Linked DNA regions of Homo sapiens: region 1 is linked to region 2. The links are chromatin loops, found by intact Hi-C in ENCODE. Cell type or tissue: Caco-2. All regions are shown on one strand. Each heading gives the region's core, and the rest is flanking DNA. Links, peaks and the distances in the headings are about the cores only.

Region 1 (2,818 bases), core at 214-2,713, 50 kb before region 2:
GAAACAAACAAAAATAATTTTTTTCCAGGAATATTTTATTCTGCCTCCTGCCTTCTTCCCTTCACCAGGTTCCTAGTTTCTTTACCTGTTCCTGGCCCTGCAAAGCCCTCATGTGTCACTGTTCTGGGTGAGAATCTTCTCTCTAAAGCATTTGAGACCCTTGCTCTTCCCTTTACCACCGCATCTCCAGACCCTAATTCCTTCCCTAGTGAAGACTTAGCATTAGATGGTGATGATATGAAAATAGGAGCAACTAACATTTGTCACATTCTTTCTTTGTTTATGGCCTTCGCTAAGCCTGGTAGCTGACCTGTCTCATTTAATTACTACAACCATCTTATAAGCTCTATAGAATTTTGAATTCCAGTTTTATTTCTGAGAGACAGAGGCACAGAAGCAAGAGTCACTCAGTTACTACACGGGAAACGTGGATTTTAATCTGGGTTAAGTAGCATTCTAGTTGAAGAGTATACAGTGGCAAGTGTGAGACAACCTGAGCATTTAAAAATGACTATGAATATATAAAACTCCGCAAGTACATAACTAGAAAAGAGAATGTCTTCCAAAACAAAACTCATTTGCCATCACTGGAGGTGATTATTACATGAATTGGTTATTCTGAGAATTGAGAATTAAAAATAATTAAAGATTTAATGTCTTTCTAGAAGATACTGAATTTCAGCATAACTAAATAGTTCTACTTGATGAAGGAAAACTTTTCTTTATTGAAGAATGTCAGCTGTGAATGTAGATGCAATAATACGGTCAGAAAGTCACCATTTTGCAGCCCTTGATAGGATGGAAATTCAAATAAGAACCTTTGACAGATGCTGAAACCACTAAAAGAAAGGTGGACAGGGACCATTGTGACAGACTTCCCCAGATGATTGCCAATTGAGTGTTGGGGCGGGGGCATAACTCTGCAGCAGAGGCATCTGTCCATCATCATCCGATGCTATGATGCTCTTGACACTGCTGTTGATGCAATGGCCAGTTACTGTGAAGATCCAAATGTGGTACAATATGAAGTTGCAATATCATCTATGAAGCATTCTTGCTGAAAGTGAATCTACTCAAGCCTTTAGTTAAAGTTTCCACTTCATAAGAAACACAGAAACTAGAGGAAAAACTTAATCAGCACCACAAGGAAATAAACAAATCCAGAAGGCAGATCATTCTATAGACTGATCTTGATTCCTTAGCAATTAATGTCATGGTACAAAAAGGGAGTAGGAAGGAGGTGTTTTAGAATTATATAATTAGCAAATGTTATTCATGATTTTTCGCAGGATACTAGTTTGAACAAACCAACTGTAGAAAAGATACTTTTGGAACAATTACAGAATTTTGAATATGGTATTAGGGAATTGGTAATATATTTTATCAGGTGTGATAATGCTATTGTGATTATGTAAAAAAAATCCATCTTTAGAGATGCACGCTGAAGTATTAAGGAGTAAAATACTATGACATGTTAACTTATTTTAAAGTATTTCAACAAAAACTGAAGCAAATATAGCAAAATGTCAATAGTCGTTAAATCTAGGTGATGACATGGAAGTAGGAATTTTTGAAAATTTTACAATTAAAACATATAAGAATGAAAAAAAAAAAAAAAAGAGTGGATTGGTCTCAATACAGAGAGCTCTGGATTGCAGTCCCAGCTCTAACCACTTACTTTTTGTAGGGTTTGGGCAAGTCGCTTCACCTCAGTACCTTCCTCTGCAAAAAGGTGGCAATAGCAGTGTTTGCTTCCTAGAATTGTTGTGGGAAAAAATGAGTTAACACAAGTAAGGAGCTCAGAACAATGATTGGCATGTAGTAAGCTTTCAACAAATGTTTGCTATAATTGTTTCATGTAGGAGGAGTCAGATGGAATTAGGTTTAAATCCTGGCTCTGTCTTTTATTAGCTATGCTGCCTTGGGTTGTTTGCTTAACCTCACTAAAACTCAGTTTTCAGTGGAAGTAATAATACTGCTAGGGTTGTGGTGGGATTAATAACCTAGCATATATAAAGTCACTAGCATATAGTAACCACTTAATAGATAGTGGCTTTGACTATCAGTGCTGTCAGATAGCTGTAATTTTTATGAGGCCTTCAATGCCCTACACCAACGCGCAGCTAAAACTGGAGTGTCCTGGCACTGTAGTTGTACAGGAGAACGCTGATAGATCTGCAAAGGGAGTGTGGGGAAGCCTCTGTGGTCTCCACTCATGTCAAGACAAACATCATGCCATATAGGTGGCTCCTCACTCTGTGTGTTTGGCAGAGGCCTTGCTTTAAGGATGGTTGGAGACAGCACATAGGGCAGGTACAGGAGAAGATCTGGGCTTTTTCAGGGTACAGAATGTGGATAAGACCCAGAAGAAAGGAAAAGAGATGGGGAACTAGGGAGTCTGGCTCATGTTTGTTTCCACCTTAACTTCTCTTGGAAGTTTGAAATAGTCCATGAAAGTGAAAGCACTTTTCATCACAGTCATCAACTGCTATAGGCATTTGCAGCCTGCAAATAGATTAATTTCACTGGATGTTAATTTCACTGTGAGGCTTTAGCCAGCACTACTGTTTCTCAACACATAGCCTTACCTGGAACATGTAGTGTTGCCATGTGCCCAGGGAGATAATTTAGGGACTAATAGGCCTTGAAAGAGAACGCGGCCACAGAAGATAGCATTTCTAATACTTGACTCTAGTGATTATATAGATTTTTAATGGCATCAATGGGGCAATGTGAAAATCTATCATTTTCTTCTTCTTTTTTTGACAGTGTAAAGAGGTGTTTTCGTTTTAACTGTGTGTGTGTAACATTAGGCAAA
Region 2 (2,818 bases), core at 114-2,613:
ATAAGGTAAAAGAATTGCTTCAGTTTTTGTGGCCTCTGGTCTATGTTTGGGCTTATTGTTTTAGGTTCTTTCCTCATTCATTCATTCATTCATTCATTCGTTTCAACAAATTTTTCTGGAAGGCTTACTTTGTGTCAAGTATTGTCTAGGCCCTGGGAATAGCATAGAGATAATTCAGACAGTGCTCCATGTCCCTATCTTATATTTCAGTAGACTGTCTCTCTTAGGCCTAGATGGTACAATGAGATTACCTTGGGCTTGCCTACCTCTTGGGAGGGGTTCCTTTTTCCTAAGGAGGCCAACTGGGAAGCAGAATGGGTCTTTAAAAAACTAGGTATCATCCATATTAATGCTTCCACAGTCTACCTAGTTAAAGAGCTTATAGCTTAAAAGCTGTCTGTCCCAGCCTACCTTTGCTTTGTGAAGCAAATATGAAGCAACTGCCATGTGCATGGCAGTCAGTATTGAACTTGATTGACATGAAGTCATCAAGACCATGTGTCATGAAGACTATGCGTACCTCCAGCCTCATCTCTGATAACATCTCCCCTGGGAGCCCAAAGTTCTCTGGATTCCCAGGAGGAGGCTGATTGATAAGTCCTCTTCTCGAGTCCCACCATCGCCCTCTTTCTAAGTCATTTTAAAAGCAAAACTAGGCAGGGCACAGTGGCTCACGCCTCTTATCCCAGCACTTCGTGAGGCTGAGGCAGGTGGATCTCTTGAGCCCAAGAGTTCTAGAGCAGCCTGGACAACGTAGTGAGACCTTGTGTCTACAAAAAAAAAAATAAATAAAATTAGCTGGACATGGTGGTTTGTGCCCCTGGTCCCAGCTACTCAGGAGGCTGAGGTGGGAGGATTGCTTGAGCCCAGGAGTTCAAGGCTGCAGTGAGCCATGATTGCACCCTGGTACACAAAACTACCCATTACTACATTGTTGCAATGATTTTCTCAATTTCTTGTGTCCCTACATAAATTCTGGTGGGCAGAGACCATGTTGTCTTTACTCTGGTACCCTGGCAAAAGTACCTTGTATTCTAGCAAAGCTCCTTGTTCTTACTCTTGTGGAAAAAATGAATCTGGAGATACATTCAGGGGGAAACGGAATGATGCTGAAACTATTCTCTTCTGCAGTTCAAATGGCTCTTTTTGTTCTTAACTATGTATCACTTTTGGACTTAGGAAAGTATATGGATATATTGTGAACAGATGAATCAATGTTGACGCATTTCTTTTACTCAAGGTACTCTACTAGATCTGTGAACTACCAAGCAGTAAATTGTCCTGCACTTAGTGCTCAGGGTATATGGTAAGGGAGATAAGACACATATGAACGACCATGATAAAGGATCAGAAATCCTGAGAGTCAATAAAATGCTTCAAAAATTCCGAGGAGGCGAAATGTCCTTAAGATTATTCATATGTTTATTTTTGTTTTTTTTTCCCCCATCACAATAGAGGCTACTGATTTACTTATGGGAATGGGGAAAGGTGAGATTCCAGGATTTGGAGTTGTTTGTTAAGAGGCACGTGTGTCCTAATCTTCATGATTACGAAAATGTTGGTCAGATTCAGGGGACATACCACGGGGTGAGAGTCAAAGGGCAAATCCAGGGCCTTATTTTTCTCTCTCTTCCACATCTCACCGGATCTCGTCTCACCTGCCATACTCAGCTGGGAAGTTGTTAGAACTCAGAACACTCCAAAGGGAACATAAGGTCTTAACTTGTTTTCTGTTATCTCGTCCCCCACCTTATTCTCAACCTGAAAAGAACCTATTTTTTATTCCCCAAGTTTTAGGATGCCTGCATTTTGTGTTGTTTTTGTGTACATTTTCATTCTGACTTCAGTTGCTTAATTCTAGCATTTGATCTGTGTTCTGTATAGTGTCCTCCATTATTCTCAAGCTTGTCTTGATAATAGAGTTTCTCTGATTCATACAAATTTTCATTTATACCGCATGTTAGATAATTGCCTTGAGTTTCATCCTCTAGAAATTGTCTCTGGCTAAAGCTATACCAGGTTAGAAAAATCTGGCTATATGACATTTAATAAAATATAAACACCATGGTGATCATTGTTTACTTGTGAGATCCCAGGTTTCAGAGGTTCTGAGAGGGCTGCAGCTGCCTTAGCAATTGGATAAAGGCTATTTTGAAAACAGTGTCATCACATGCCAGCCTAGTAATCAATGCCAAGTTTGGGACCACTAACAGAGCATGGCTGTCTTCTTACCACTGCCTTTTAACTTAGCCAAAGGATGGCAGGTGGATTCTCTAGGCATTTATAATTTTTTAACTAAAAAGCAATAGGAAAAGAGAAAACTTATTGGCTCACCAGAGGCCATAATAAACATTCAGAAACAGCTCATCTGCCTATGGAGTTCATTTAAGACAGAACCGCAGGAAGGGCTGTAACCCATGTTCATTGGAAGTTATGACTCGGCACATTTTTCCTGCACAGTCTTGTGCGTCAACTTCTGCTCATTTTTTTCAGGGTCAGTGTTCAAAATGACATTTGGAAGATATGCCTGACTTCTGCCTGGCTTTCAACAAATCTGGAATCTTTTGCTTGCAGGCCCATAGCAAATGCTGGCAACATTTTTTGCAAACATGGGCCAAATTTTAGCTTCCTTATAAAATGTAAAGTCAGAGCTGGCTTTGAGTTTTGCTCTAACATTTCACACAAAACTAACTTGCAGTTCTTCCACATGGATTCAGCATCTAGGGCAGACGGCCTACTACTGTAAAATGCATATGGTGTAAGGATAGTGGTAGGGGAGGGGATAGAGTTTGTTCCTATGTGGGAAACAGGAAGGTTT

The links. Hi-C counts contacts between places; a loop is a spot of excess contacts. Peaks named below come from ENCODE experiments on the same cell type or tissue, not always from the same donor. Only the 100,000 strongest peaks of a DNase experiment are listed, where the experiment ranks them.
Region 1: a loop joins it to region 2, with 5 times the contacts of the local background. A loop is called at or near these places in 2 of 110 quality-filtered maps.

Annotation. Positions count from the first base shown.
Region 1 is chr3:177,620,949-177,623,766 of GRCh38, forward strand. The region is part of intron 2 of LINC00578 (long intergenic non-protein coding RNA 578); the gene reads left to right. Among named protein-coding and RNA genes, the nearest start is that of LINC00578, 180 kb to the left of the region's middle. In Caco-2, for the core only: no CTCF peak of the experiment used is centred there; no DNase peak of the experiment used is centred there.
Region 2 is chr3:177,671,132-177,673,949 of GRCh38, forward strand. The region is part of intron 3 of LINC00578 (long intergenic non-protein coding RNA 578); the gene reads left to right. Among named protein-coding and RNA genes, the nearest start is that of LINC02015, 140 kb to the right of the region's middle. In Caco-2, for the core only: no CTCF peak of the experiment used is centred there; a DNase peak (open chromatin) is centred at 1,580.